Linked DNA regions of Homo sapiens: all the other regions are linked to region 1. Evidence: chromatin contacts called from ENCODE Hi-C or POLR2A ChIA-PET data. All regions are on one chromosome and are shown on one strand. Each heading gives the region's core, a stretch centred on a gene start or an enhancer-like site at or near the end of the contact. The rest is flanking DNA. Distances are from core to core; before and after follow the strand shown.

Region 1 (3,555 bases), core at 597-3,096:
GTTAAGATCACAGACTTTGGAGTCGATTTTTTCCTCCTATTTTTGCGAGTCGGCCCCCTCTTCTCTGTCCCTGCTCCCAAGGCCCCCTCACCGCGCATACTGCCACAGCCGCTCGCAGCTCCCGTGGCCCACCTCCCTCTCCTCCAGGTTGCTGCCCCCGGGGTCTTTTTGAGCACATCAGATCATCTTGCTCAGAATACCCCGTGGCTACCGCCTCTAGGATAATGCCCAACGGCCTTGGTAGGATATTTGGTGCCACACACCCTCCAGTCTCCCCTCTAATCCCTAACCTACCTGCCTCCCCGCCCAGGGGCCCTGCTCTCTGCAGGCTCTACTGTGTCCTGGGCCCTCAGCTGAGAGACCAACCCGTCCTTCCAGGAAAATGCGAGCCTCACCAGGCAGGGTTATGCTCCCGCCCTCCTCCTTGTAATTATTACCTGACCCTCTGCCTCCTGCAACGCCAGGGCTGGAGGACAGGCTGGCCCCTATTCCTATGGGCACTGGCCAACATCCAACGCCTGGGACATAAACTGCACCCAATGGTATGTGAACTGTACTTTACAGTTTGCACGGTGTGTTCTGGTATTTGCTAAATCTTCACACATGCTCAGGTGGCAGTACGTTTTAATGATACAGGCGAGGGAACTGGGGCTCAGAAAGGTCTAGTGCCTTGCGCATGGGAGACTCAAGTGGTAGAACCGGTGGCCGGGCTCCGGGCTCTGAGCGGAAAGCCTGCAGGACTCGGAATCCTGAAGACCTGGGTTTAAACCCGCTCAGCTAGGGACTGGGTGAGGCATCGCAGGCAAGTGACTTCACCTCCCAGCGCCGGTGCCCTAGTCTTCACCGAAGACAGCAATTCCAATCTGGGACTGTGGTGAGGCTTAAATAAAACACTGCTCAGTAAGTGGCCAGCAGGCCTGGCTCGCAGCCGGAACTATAAATGTGAGTTCCCTTTCTGACCCCCAGGTTTGGCGAGGGCTCCTCCTGTTTGGGCAGCAGCTCCTCCTGAGCTCCCGAGGCCACGGGGGTGCCAACTGTGGAGCGCCCGCCGTGCCGTTTAGACGCGAGAGCTGCGTCGGGTACCAGCGATCCTTAAAGGAGCTCGGGGACCAGGGGCACAGCTTGGAGAGGACAGCGAGGGAGGTGACTGGCCTCGGGGAGGCGGGCGGTGGATGGAGAGGCATGAGAGGGGTGTTGTCAGCCGCGGCACACGCCTTCCCCAAGTGGCCGGCGCCGCCCCTTGCCACCACTTCACCTCCGCCTCTTCCCTTCCTCCCTAGCTCCTGGCAGCGTCTCTAGGGCCTCAAAAAGCAAGGAGGGTCCCCGGGCAGCGAGGCCCCATGGATCCAGCCTGCGCCTGCTCCCAAGGGCGCGCAGGTCCCGCCCCTGCCGGGCGCCCGCCCCCCGGGGAGCGCAAGCCCCCGCCCCTTCCCTCGCCCCTCCCCTGCACGGCGCCGGCTGGCTGGAGGCGGGGCATGCGCACGGGCCTGGGCGAGGGCGCTGGGCGGCGGGGAGGTGGGGCGCGCGCGTGCGGCTTCTCTCAGCCGGGAGCGGCGGGGGCGGGCACGGGCAGCAGCGGGCCGGCGGTGGGCGGGGAGCGGGACGCGGGAGCCGGGCGCGCGCCGCCAGCGCCGCCGCGGCACCGGTGACCGCGAGCCCGGAGCGCGAGGTCCGGGGATGCGAGCGGCCGGGAGCCGCCGCGCTGCTGAGCCGGGAGAACTCGATCCGCGGTGACCTCAGCGAGGGGCGAGCGCGGCGGCGGCGAGCCCCGCGGGAATCCTCGGGGCCGGGGTGCGGGGGGCGGGGACGGCGGGAGCGCGGGGCGCAGCCCGGGCGGGGCTGGGACAGTGATGAGAGAGCGCGCGGGGAGGCTGCACGCCGCCGCCGCCGCCGCCGCCGCCGTCGTCGTCCGGAGCATCTGCTGCCTGAGCTGCTGCCGGCGGACCCGGCCATGGAGACACTGAACGGCCCCGCGGGCGGAGGTGCCCCGGACGCGAAGCTGCAGCCGCCCGGCCAGCACCACCGCCACCACCACCTCCACCCGGTGGCCGAAAGGCGGCGGCTGCACCGTGCGCCCTCGCCCGCCAGACCCTTCCTCAAGGACCTGCACGCCCGGCCCGCCGCGCCCGGCCCGGCCGTCCCCTCCTCGGGCCGAGCCCCGGCTCCCGCCGCCCCGCGCTCGCCCAACCTCGCGGGCAAAGCGCCGCCCTCGCCGGGGTCCCTGGCCGCGCCCGGCCGCCTCTCTCGGCGCAGTGGCGGCGTCCCGGGCGCGAAGGACAAGCCCCCGCCGGGCGCCGGGGCCAGAGCGGCGGGCGGTGCCAAGGCTGCCCTGGGAAGCAGGAGGGCGGCGCGCGTGGCGCCCGCGGAGCCGCTGTCCCGGGCTGGGAAGCCTCCCGGAGCCGAGCCGCCGTCTGCCGCTGCCAAGGGCCGCAAAGCCAAGCGCGGCTCCCGGGCGCCACCCGCCCGCACCGTCGGCCCCCCGACCCCGGCCGCCCGGATCCCTGCCGTGACCCTCGCGGTGACCTCGGTGGCCGGGTCCCCGGCCCGCTGCTCGCGCATCAGCCACACGGACAGCAGCTCCGACCTCTCTGACTGCCCCTCCGAACCCCTGTCCGACGAGCAGCGCCTGCTCCCTGCCGCCAGCAGCGACGCCGAATCCGGCACGGGCTCCAGCGACCGTGAACCCCCACGAGGAGCGCCGACGCCGAGCCCCGCAGCCCGAGGAGCGCCGCCGGGCAGCCCCGAGCCCCCAGCGCTCCTCGCCGCGCCCCTCGCCGCGGGCGCCTGTCCCGGGGGCCGGAGCATCCCGAGCGGGGTTTCGGGGGGTTTCGCGGGGCCCGGCGTGGCGGAGGATGTCCGGGGGCGCTCGCCACCGGAGCGACCAGTCCCCGGGACCCCCAAGGAGCCCAGCCTGGGCGAGCAGTCTCGGCTCGTGCCAGCGGCGGAGGAAGAAGAGCTGCTGCGGGAGATGGAGGAGCTGCGCTCGGAGAACGACTATCTCAAGGTGAGCCGCGCCTCGGCCGCAGGTGTCCCGGGGCGCCCCCGGAGGGCCTGGCTGCGGCGGGGACCCGCCAACCCCTCCTTCCCGGGCCTGTCCAGCGCCTTCTCCCTCCTGCTCTCCACGGTCCTACCCCCGCATTGTCAGGCATTGGCAACTTAAGCCCAAACTTCTGGAAGGAGAAGCAAGACCTGTGGGACCCCGCCAGTTCGCAACCCACTTCTCTTTTCTCGCGTCTAGAACTCTTGCGTCTCTTCGCTGATACTTTTACTTTTGTTGACCTGTTGGGGCAGAGGAGGCTGTAATCGTTTTGGGGACATCAGCGGACGCCCCCATCCCCGCTCAGAACGTGCCAGCCTCACCTGTAGGAACAGGTGATCCTTCGCCAGGGAGCTCTAGCCGGGCCACGTGCGGGCGTGGCGGTTCAGGATAATGCCACTGGAGGGCCCCCGGCTACGGACCCGCTTGCCCCTTCTCCTGCAATTACGGAAAGAGCTGGGGGCTCTCAGGGTCTCCTGGGCTCCGACATCCCGGGTAGAGGGGGCCGCGCCGTTTTC
Region 2 (3,555 bases), core at 285-2,784, 3.7 Mb after region 1:
CCGCCACCACGCCCGGCTAATTTTTTGTATTTTTAGTAGAGATGGGGTTTCACCGTGTTAGCCAGGATGATCTCGATTTTCTGACCTCGTGATCCACCCGCCTGCTGGGATTACAGCCGTGAGCTACCGCGCCTGGCCTCTCCAGAAACTTTTTAAAAATCAACCACGGTGCTGTAGTCCCAGATACTCCGGAGGCTGAGGCGGGAGGATCGCTTGAGTTTGGGGCTGCAGTGAGCTGTGTTTGCGCCGCTGCACTCCGGCCTGGGCGAAGAAGCAAAACCCCGTCTCTTAAAAAATAAAAATAAAAATAAAAATCGTAGATCGGAGGGTCTGCTACCCTACCCAAGCTGGTTTCCAACTCCTGGAGTCAAGCGATTCTCCCGCCTCGGCCTCCCTAAGTGCTGGGATCGCAGGCGTGAGCCCCGGCACTAGCCTATCTCCCCTTACAGTGAAGACGTTGAGCTGACTACAAGGGCGCTGGGATAGCAGGAGGCCAAGCCAGGTTCCCGTGGCCGACCCGGGGACCTCAACCACCACCCGTACACCAGTGCAAGGCTGAGGAACCGTGTCACTTAAACAGTGAGAGCGACTATTCGACACGTGAACCTTTCATTGAGACTGATCACGGCCATGGTTCTGTCAACACTCTATCATTATGTCAGAAACACGTATCAGGTCCCGTGTGTGTATCTAGAGGGATGGCTACCAACAGAGAAAGAGCCTCCTGCTGAGAGCAGGCCCTGATATGCAACGAACACAGAGTCCCTGCTATGAAAAGGTGACATTCTTAATAATAATAGCTAATACTGCCAGTCCTGGAATGCCCGCAATGGCCCCATTCAACAGACGGGAACACGGAGACTCGGAGAGGTTAGGCAGCCCGACTCCAAAACCCGTCCTTGCGACTACATCGTGCTCGTGCTGCTGACTCAAAATTACAGACGCCTTCGTTCCGTGCTCCGGGGACACGAAAGCGGGGACAAGGACGGCCACCAAGCCAACATGACCTTCGAGGCTTCAACCGCCCCGGTGAAGCGCGAAAACCCGGCTCTACTGAAGCTGCGCGTTTTCAAAACTTGAATCCCACAGGCAGGGCTGAGCGCGAATCGGCGCTCCCGGGGCCGGCTGAGAGACAGCGCAGGGCGCCCAGGCCCTCGGCAGGGACGGCCCGCGTGCGGCCGGAGGGCGGGGGCCAGTGACCTTGACGTCCGCTCTCCCGAGCCGGAAGTGGGCCCGAGGCAGGGTGGAGGGCGCCGGGCGCCCAGGTAGGACTCACCGTCCGGAGGCAGGGCTGCTCGCCCGGGCCCACGCCGCCAGGCACGAGGAGCTGCTGTAGGCCGCGGGGCCAGCAGCCGCCCCGGCCCCACAGCCGCAAACAGCGGTGCGCCATGGCCGCCGCCGTGGCCCTCTCGGCCCGGGACGCTGCGCAGGCGCGGGCAGGCGACGACTGGCGGCCTCGGGAAGCGGGCTCGGCTCGGGGAAAGGCCGCCAGGCAGCGAAGCGCGCCGGCGGCTCACGGAGGAGCCCAAGCTCTCAACGCGGCGTCTCCTGCCGCCAGCCCCGCCCCGGCGCGCTGACGTCGGCGTCTCCTCTCCGAGGCCCGCCGCGACCTCCGCCAGTGCAGAAGACAGGACCAAATGGGAGGAGCATGGGGGCGGGACCGGAGGCGGGGGCCGACGGAGCAGCGTTGGGGGCGCGGCAGGAGGCGGGGCCGAGAAGGACCCTGGAGGGCAAGGGGGAGCTAGAGGCGGGGACCGGGCCGAGGGAGGACTCGGGAGGGCGAGCGAGAGCTGGGGGCGGGGCTGATGGCGCACGTGGGGGGCGTGGCTGGAGGTGGGGCCGAGGAAGGACTAGGAGAGCGAGCAGGAGCTGGAGGCGGGGCCGACGGAGGGGTGTGGGGGGCGTGGCTGGAGGCGGGGACTAAGGGGAGACGCGTGACTGGGATCCTGGGCTTCCGAGCCTGGGCAGCCGGGTGGGCCAGCCAGTAGGAGCGAGGGGGAAGTAGCGAAGGCCCCAGCGGCGGCAGATGGAAGGACCCTCCGAGCGCCAGCTGAGTCATGGGGTGGTGCTAGGCTCTGGAGACACCGAAGCACACATTCCTGACCCCTGGGAGGGCGATGCGAAGATTCACAAGCAGCAGGGAATGTTGGGGCTGTGCCGTGCAGCCTGCGCTCTAGGAACCCTGTCGGGGAACTGGTTCTCGGAGAGCAAGTCGAGTCTTCCAGGTAGTGGAAACTACACATTGTTTCCTGTACCGTGACAGCGGAGGAAAAAGGAGAGGTCTTTGAACTGAGGTGGGGGACTTGGGGGTTTTTCTGAGACGGGCTCTCGCTCTGTCGCCCAGGCTGGCGACGCTGGACCTCAGGCAAAGGACAGTAATCCTTGAGAGACAGGAGACAAAACCAGGTGAGTCCTGTGATTACCCCAGTGGCAGTAAAACAATAACAAAAAGATATACCAGATACACCATCATACCATGCTCACACAAAAGAAAACTGAGTAGACAAATAGATTTTAGGGCAAGGAAATTCCAAAGAAAATTAATTGCAGGGAAAAGAATATCACTAAGGATGAAGAGGATCGGGTTTCTTTTCCAGAGACAGGGTCTCAGTCTGTCACTTAGGCTGGAATGCCATGGTGCAATCGTAGCTCACTGCAGCCTCTAACTCCTGGGCTCAAGGGATCCTCCTGCCTCAGCCTCCCAAGTAGCTGGGACCACACACGCTCGACCACACTCGACTTTTTTTATTTTGTGTAGAGTTGAAGTCTCACTTTGTTGCCCAGGCTAGTCTCAAACTCCTGGCTTTAAGCAATCCTCCTGACTCAGCCTCCCAAAGTGCTGGGATTACAGATGTGAGCCACCCACATCTGGCCAAGAGAATTATTATTATTATTATTATTATTATTATTATTATTATAAAGGGGTCAGTTCATCAGTAGGACATAACAACCCTAAACATCTTTGTTCCCATTAACAGAAGCTTAAAATACATGGAGCAAAGACTGACAGAACCACAACTTCCAATTATATTTGGAGATTTCAAATCCTTCTTTTGATAATTGACAGAACAATTAGACAGGAAAATAGTAAGTATATAGAAGACTTAAACACAACCAACTAAATCAAATAGACATTTATAGAAAACTACTCATAACAACAGAATACACATTATTTTCAAGTTTTCACAGAGCACTTATCAAAATAAACCATATTGTAGGCCATAAAAATATTAAGAGGAGTCAAGTCATATAAAACATATTTTCTATCCACAATGAAATTAAATTAGAAATCAGTATCAGAAATAGGCTGAGGTGAGAGGATCACTTGAGCCCAAGAGTTCCAGACAAGCCTGGGCAAAACAAAGACCTCGGCTTCAAAAAAGAAAAAACTAGACAGAAAATGAAGTAAAACCAAAGAACAGAAAGAAGATAAAAGTAAAAATCAATAAAATTAAAAACTAAAAGACATAGAGAAATGAATGAAATCAAAGTGTGTTCTTTGAGAAGATCAATAGTCAGAGCAATCAGGAAAAAAGAAAATGACACAAATTGGCC
Region 3 (3,555 bases), core at 498-2,997, 3.3 Mb after region 1:
GGGTTTCACCTTGTTGGTCAGGCTGGTCTCGATCTCTTGACCTCGTGATCCGCCCGCCTCGGCATCCCAAAGTGCTGGGATTACAGGCGTGAGCCACCGCACCCGGCCTCTGTCTTAAACATCATAAAAACATAAGAACCCAAAAAAGATGGAGGGGAGTGCGCCCTTAGCTGCCCCAAACTGGCGTGGTGGGAGGCAGGGCAATTGGTCTAGTTTTCTGAGCCGTAGGATTAGGGCTCTGGGTGAGGCCAGAGTCCCTAAAGTTGTACCCATATCTGCGTGTTTGTATTTCCTGTTTGTAATTCCTCCTGTTTGTACTTTTTGTCTCTTATACGGTACACTTAAAGTTTCTCCACAAGGTGTTTCAGCATAAAGTACTCAAAAACTAAAAACGTTTAATTTCATTATTAGGTTAAGTGTGTAAAAAATGCCCCATCAAGGTTCTTGTACAAACTCCCATTATTCTCCCAGACTCCGAAGTGGCACTCCAGAATAATTTTACGTGGGTTAGCATCTTTTATAAAACGGGCAGGCAGAGCGGCTTATGAAATTAACCTTGGAAACCACGCGGCCACTCTTTCGGGAAATGCCTCCTATTTATGTTTACATGGGCCAGCAAGAGAATCCAAGGTTGGAAAGGTCATTCCTCACTACAGAGGCTCATCGCAATCACAGTTCCGTCTCCAAATTCGAGTTTTGGGTGTGAAGAGTTTATAAAGTCCAGCCGCTGTCCTCGCAGTGTTTGGGGTTAGCGGAGGGAGAGCTTGTTTGCGACCAAACTTGCCGCGCGGGGCGGCCGCTTGCAGGAACACTGCGGCCTTGTGCGCTCGGCGGTCTGAGCTCCTGCGAGGCCGAGAACGACGCCTAGCGCCCAGCGGCCTCCGCGAACAAAAAGCGACCGGTCGGAAGGTGCTGGCCCAGCCGCCCCTGGCGCTCGAGCCCGAATCCGGCCACAGACCATGAAGGGACGCCCGGCACCACGTGCGCGGGGATCCGCGGACGGGACGCTCCCCGGCACCTCCGGGGCTGGGCCGGCACCGCACGGTCCCACCCAGACAGTAGCTGCCCCGGGCCCCCAAAACAGCCGCTCCTAGCTCCTCCCTCCCAGCTCTGCGGTGGCCCAAGCCGCCCTCCGCGCGCTTGACCCAGAACAGTACGGAGTTCTGCACGAGCCGGGGGTGGGGCCTGTCTCAGCGCGCGGCGGTGGGGCGGGGCTTGGACACGGGCCCGGCTCAACTTGAGGGAGGCGGGGCTCGAGGCTCAGAGGAGTTGGAGCCCGCTCTGCGCGCTGCGGGACGGGGCACGGCGGAGCAGGGTTGGGTCCGCCTCGAGCGGGGAGGGTGATGCTGCACCACAGGGGCGGGGCTGGAGGTAAAGCGCGGAGCGGAGAGGGACCAGGCTCGGCACTGATTTGTGTTCAGGGCTAGCCCAGAGGGGCGGGGCCAGGTACGGGGCGCAGCCGGGAGCGGGAGGGGCGGTGCAGGACGGGGCCGGGCACGGCGCGGGAAGAGGCCAGGAGCAGCAACGGGTGCGGGGCGGGGCCGGGAGCGTCAAGGGGCGGGGAAGAGGGGGGAATGGGCGGGGCCGAGCTCTGCGAGGGGCGAGGTGGGGAATGCAGAGCGGGGCCGGACGCGGGAGCAGGGAGCTGGGCGGGGAGCGGGGCGGGGAGCTGGGCTGGGCTCGGCACGGGGCGGGGCGGAGGGTGGGGAGCGGAAAGCAGGACGCACGGCTCCCGCGGCCCGCTGGCTGCCCTTCCCGCCAGCGCAGGTGTGGGACGGGCGGCGGACTAGGCACAGAGCTGCGGGAGCAGGCACAGGGAGTGTGGAGCCTGGCGGCGGGACGGCGGGATCCGGTGGGAGCCGGAGTCCCGCCGAGGGGGGCTGGAGGTGGAGGGGCCCGGCGAGGCCGCGATGAAGCCGAGCGGCGAGGACCAGGCGGCGCTGGCGGCCGGCCCCTGGGAGGAGTGCTTCCAGGCGGCCGTGCAGCTGGCGCTGCGGGCAGGACAGGTGAGCGCCACGGCTGGGCTCGGAAGTCCGGGCGGAGCAGAAGCGCGTGGGCCTTGGGAGCCGCCTGGAGTGGCGGGGTCCTGGCGCGCAGCCGGCGGGCGCCCAGGGTCCGCACCCGAGGGCGCGGGGCGCGGAGCGGTGAAAGGAGCCTTTGTGCTGGTGTCCTGGACACACCTCCCGCGCCCTTCTCCAACTCCCGGAGCCCTGGCGGCGAGCCCCTCTGCTTTGGAGTTCAGCGGCTAACGTGACCTTTGCGTTTGAGTGAGTGGTCAGAATGTAGAAATCTCTCCAGGGGTAGCGTACGGGGCTGTTGATTTTTAAGGACCTATGAACGGATTCAGCTCGCGGTAGGAAGCCCGGGGCTAAGCCCCAGCCGCGTGGGGATCTGGCTGGGCTGCCGTTTGATTGTCCTGGCTGCAGCATCCTCAACCCAAACTTACTCTGACCCACACCCTGAAAGTGGCTCAGCTCCGCGACGGCCACGGACTCAGAGTTCAGGAGGAACTTGTTACACTGCCCGGAAGGATGAAAACCGAGCCGCAGAGCTACCGAAAACCAGCGAGCAGAGTTTAAAATGGAGTGCAGTTCCTCTCTTCTCTTTTTCATTTTTGTGATTGTTCCTTCCACTTTCCTCAGTACCTTTAGCAGTGCCTGACACACCGACGGTAGTGGTAGGCAAGCGAGTGTTGGTTCTCCCAGGACTGTAAGATGGCTTACTCCATGTTTGTCTCTTAGGATGTGATTGTGGGCCGGGCGCAGTGGCTCACGCCTGTAATCCCAGCACTTTGGGAGGCCGAGGCGGGTGGACCACTTGAGGTCAGGAGTTCGAGACCAGCCTGACCAACATGGTGAAACCCCGTCTCTACTGAAAATACAAAATTAGCTGGGCATGGTGGCGCGTGCCTTAGTTCCAGCTATTTGGGAGGCTGAGGCAGGAGAATCACTTGAACCTGGGAGGCGAAGGTTGCAGTGAGCTGAGATCGCGCCATTGCACACCAGCCTGGGCAACAAGAACAAAACTCCGTCTCAAAAAAAAAAAAAAAAAGTGATTGTTTTCGGGGATTTTAGAGACAGGAGGTGTGCTGAGAGCAGATTGGCCTTTTATATTCAAACATTTGTTTTCTTTTTTGAGGTCTGACAGTCCGAAAATGCTCTACCAGTTTCCCTAGATGTTGAAATCGGACTGTTATCAATCTTAAATTTGAAGTGAGTCGTCATAAAGTGGATAGTGCTTTACCTTGGTGCAAATCCTCTAATCCTGTTTAAAAATTAATCTGCAATACTAAGTAGACTCATTTTTTGTTGAAGGGCCTTCCTTCCCTTTGTAGTTTGAAGAACCCAAGCCTCAGACCGTAAAGAATGAATGAATTTAAGAGTGTTGCGAAACTCCACCCTTTGACCTTTCCCTCCTGTAGGAAAAGGAGGACCCTAAACCTTCCTGCAAGGCAGATGAAGCTTGTAGCTTCAGTGCAAGCGTTCTTCCTGGAAAGCAGAGCTGCTGTGTGCATGGAACACGGGTTCTCCTTCCATCCTTCCCTGCCTCCCAGCT
Region 4 (3,555 bases), core at 655-3,154, 3.1 Mb after region 1:
AAAAAAAAAAAAAGAAAGAAAAGAAAAAAGAAAACTATGGAGCATGACATGGAAGCTGGATAAGAAACTTGTTTGCAAACTCCAAGAAAAACCAGGACCTAAAAGAAGGGAAGAGTGGAATGGAGGGTGAGCAGAGTAGGGGGCCTAAGCTCTCTATATCCACTTTGAACAGATTTCTTCCCCTTTTTTTTGGTTGTTTATATTCCATTTCTAGAAAAGTTTCATTTGGAAAAAGGGTTCTACTGCTTTGCGGGGCAAAAAGGAACCATAGCTAAGCTGCTAACTAGGGTAACATCCTATCCCCTCTGAAATACAATTAAATTCAGCAACGCCATCTGGATTCAGTGGCTGCTGTGTGCAGAGCGCCTGCTGGGCTCCATGGAGAGGGGAAGGAATCAGTGTCTGCATCCAAGTAGTTCACACTGTAACAGGTGACCTATACACACAGACCCCTTGCCAGGCAATGTGCCCTGTAGTATGGCCACACAGAGGAGGAGTCCTGGGGAGGCTCCATGGTGAAGGTGGCTTTTGAAGGACTGGCAGGGTGTCAATAGGCAGAGATGCATGGACACTAAAATCCAGGCAACAGGAACAGCATAGCCACAGGACCGGGCGTCAGTCACATTCTCCCCGCTGGCCGAATGACGCAAATAATGCTCAAATTCCATGCTGCGGTTTGCTTTGACTGGCGGAGGTGGAGGGGCGCGAAAGACGAGCCAGCATGCTGCACAGCAGGTTTAGCCTCCATGCCCGGGGTTTGGAGCAAGAGAGTGAAAACATCAGAGCTATGTCTTCAGAAGGTCTTGTGTTGTGAAACTGACTGGCAAGCTATCACAGGAAGCTAAGCGAGGTGGCAGGCTGCTAGATTAAAATGATCTCTAAACAGAATTCGCTCTCAGAGTTCATTTTCAGCCTACCTCATTAGGGCAGATTTGGTCTTCTCACATTGTTATTGCTGTATCGGAGGAATCTTTCTAAAGAGAAAAGTGACAGCACACATTGCTGCCATTTGAAAGCCAGCATTTTTAAAGGGCGTAATACATAGTGACAGTTTTGATGTATGCCCGTGGGTGTGGGTCCTGATATCTCAACATACTCTGCCTGCATAATTTAAAATGACAGTTTAGCCTGTCAAACTTAAATGTGAGTGAAGTTCCTTGGATATTTATAAAACATCAAAAAGACAGAATGGTGTCAGCAAAAGATGGGTCTTTTTATTACTAAACCACGGGACGATTTTTGGATAATTGCTGGCAACTCACCTAGAAGCTGAACTTCCAGACAAAGTATAAATTTGGTGGTGCCACAGTTTTGAAGATTATTTTCACTCAATGCAATAAAAGGATATTACAGAACTCTAGCACAAATTGTAGTCAAAGATGGAGACGCGTCAATGACCCGTTTGTTTTTAATGTGTTTTAATGTTTTTGTTTTTAATGTATCCATGGTTTCCAGTTCCCCTGAGAAAGTGGAAATTACCCATGCTAATAAAGCAAGCGTTAGTGCGAAGACCTAGCTGATGTTTGGCTGGTTTTTAGCCCGCTAGCCAGTCACCCTTTATAAAGCCTGCCAAGTTTGGAGCGTGGGTAATTTTACACGCGGGTCTCCACAGATCCTGTCTACTTCGGTAGATTTATTACTAGGAAAGTGCGTGGGGGCACTAATTTTTGTGAATTGACTAATGCGTTAGAATTTTAAAAACCGGGTAGAACGCAGCGCAGGAAGCGAGCGTTCCCCGCCGCAGCGCCGGAGCGTCCAGCCAGAATCCCCCTGCATGCGCAGCCCCTGGCGTCTTACGTCCCACAGGCCCCACCCCGGCGCCTTCCGTCCCGCAGGCTCCGCCTTTGGCGCTGGGCTCTGACGTCACCACCTGCGCCGCTCACAGTAGAAACAGGAAGTGGGACCAAAACAAAGGAGCGGCGGCCGGGAGCGGACTTACCTTACCTTCTCTGCCTTCGGCGCGCTTCTCAGCCGGGCCGCCGACCCAAAGGAGCCGTCCGACTATGTCTAACATGGAGAAACACCTGTTCAACCTGAAGTTCGCGGCCAAAGAACTGAGTAGGAGTGCCAAAAAATGCGATAAGGAGGAAAAGGCCGAAAAGGCCAAAATTAAAAAGGCCATTCAGAAGGGCAACATGGAAGTTGCGAGGATACACGCCGAAAATGCCATCCGCCAGAAGAACCAGGCGGTGAATTTCTTGAGAATGAGTGCGCGAGTCGATGCAGTGGCTGCCAGGGTCCAGACGGCGGTGACGATGGGCAAGGTGACCAAGTCGATGGCTGGTGTGGTTAAGTCGATGGATGCGACATTGAAGACCATGAATCTGGAGAAGATTTCTGCTTTGATGGACAAATTCGAGCACCAGTTTGAGACTCTGGACGTCCAGACGCAGCAAATGGAAGACACGATGAGCAGCACGACGACGCTCACCACTCCCCAGAACCAAGTGGATATGCTGCTCCAGGAAATGGCAGATGAGGCGGGCCTCGACCTCAACATGGAGCTGCCGCAGGGCCAGACCGGCTCCGTGGGCACGAGCGTGGCTTCGGCGGAGCAGGATGAACTGTCTCAGAGACTGGCCCGCCTTCGGGATCAAGTGTGACGGCAGAACCCGCTCTGAGGTTTCCTGGCCATAGCCACCCTTTGAAATGCTCTCTGTGTGTTAGAGAGATACTATACCCTAGAAACTCTGAACACGCCAGAATGCTGAAATGCCCTTCTACCTTTGGGTTTACAGCCCCCTCCACATAAATTAAGAAATTCAGTATTTCTGCACTCTTAGCTGGATTCTAAAGTTCTGTATAGCTCGTAATGATGGTATTTTTATAGCAGCCTTTTAACAGAACTAGTTAATTTCGTGTATATGAATCTTTCTCGAAGATCTGGTCAAAACTGTATTCAGTTTCCTGCCCAGAATGATCAGATTGAAGGTGGTTGGTTTTTATTATTATTTAGTGTGATTGATAGTATCTAGAATGGCAGGTGGTGCATAAAAGTTAAAGAGAGGGGAAAGATTACTTAGTTTGGTTATACAGTTATAAACACCATGCAGTGTATTCGGTGGACTGTGCTATTTCTGTTTATCCTTTGGGTTTTGGTTTTTGTTTTTTTTTTTTTTGCCTTCACAGTGAGACTGCAAATGATTGTTCTCATAACGTATATTATTAATAAATGTGGTCCTATAATTTATACTGAAATTACCTTAGGATATTTTTGCATAATACTCTCTTACTGCTTACATTCTATAAATTTTTCACGTGATAATTGTCTTTGCGTAACTGGGAAAAATGCCGAATAACTTCCTTTATTATCTGGAAAAATTAAATTTGTTCATTTATATTTTCTACTTACTAAATTGAGTTTTTAAAAAGACTTAGTGTGACATTTGACAGTGTCTTTCAAACGAACTTCTCTAACAAGTTTATAGTTATTTTCCTGTTTCAACACTATTAGAAGTCTTATAAATTATGCTAATTAGCATGGCAGTCATGTTACACACTCTTAACATTGCCAAAGAACTGTTGATTTCGTTTGAGAAAACCCTAGGACTGTGT

The links. Hi-C counts contacts between places; a loop is a spot of excess contacts on that map. ChIA-PET counts read pairs that join two places held with the same protein, here RNA polymerase II (POLR2A). Pooled maps may share reads with other maps.
Region 2: a map of B cell shows a loop between it and region 1 (10-fold over the local background). The contact joins the promoter of AFG3L2 here to the promoter of MTCL1 in region 1. A Hi-C loop is called at or near these places in 2 of 168 maps with a recorded cell type or tissue (B cell and CD4-positive, alpha-beta T cell) and 4 of 50 pooled maps.
Region 3: a map of ascending aorta shows a loop between it and region 1 (7-fold over the local background). The contact joins the promoter of IMPA2 here to the promoter of MTCL1 in region 1. A Hi-C loop is called at or near these places in 3 of 168 maps with a recorded cell type or tissue (CD4-positive, alpha-beta T cell, ascending aorta and naive thymus-derived CD4-positive, alpha-beta T cell) and 12 of 50 pooled maps. POLR2A ChIA-PET finds 5 or more read pairs at or near these places in 2 of 52 experiments (PC-3 and T-cell).
Region 4: a map of tibial artery shows a loop between it and region 1 (8-fold over the local background). The contact joins the promoter of CHMP1B here to the promoter of MTCL1 in region 1. A Hi-C loop is called at or near these places in 1 of 168 maps with a recorded cell type or tissue (tibial artery) and 8 of 50 pooled maps. POLR2A ChIA-PET finds 5 or more read pairs at or near these places in 1 of 52 experiments (naive thymus-derived CD4-positive, alpha-beta T cell).

What each region holds. Positions count from the first base shown.
Region 1 is chr18:8,703,710-8,707,264 of GRCh38, forward strand. MTCL1 (microtubule crosslinking factor 1) reads left to right here and starts at 1,847. Exons shown (of 15, transcript NM_001395333.1): 1 at 1,847-3,004. The coding sequence starts at 1,952. GACAT2 (gastric cancer associated transcript 2) reads right to left here. Exons shown (of 2, transcript NR_120598.1): 1 at 3,361-3,555. RefSeq lists silencers at 1,192-1,631, 2,012-2,071.
Region 2 is chr18:12,375,693-12,379,247 of GRCh38, forward strand. AFG3L2 (AFG3 like matrix AAA peptidase subunit 2) reads right to left here and starts at 1,535. Exons shown (of 17, transcript NM_006796.3): 1 at 1,277-1,535. The coding sequence starts at 1,390. RefSeq lists a silencer at 1,100-1,999 and enhancers at 1,772-2,303, 2,304-2,833.
Region 3 is chr18:11,979,760-11,983,314 of GRCh38, forward strand. It overlaps IMPA2 (inositol monophosphatase 2), which reads left to right and starts at 1,748. Exons shown (of 8, transcript NM_014214.3): 1 at 1,748-2,006. The coding sequence starts at 1,911. RefSeq lists silencers at 671-965, 806-2,285.
Region 4 is chr18:11,849,509-11,853,063 of GRCh38, forward strand. It overlaps CHMP1B (charged multivesicular body protein 1B), which reads left to right and starts at 1,905. Exons shown (of 1, transcript NM_020412.5): 1 at 1,905-3,555. The coding sequence starts at 2,004. The coding sequence ends at 2,603. All of the region lies in intron 5 of GNAL (G protein subunit alpha L), which reads left to right. RefSeq lists enhancers at 1,758-1,997, 2,266-2,315 and a silencer at 2,322-2,616.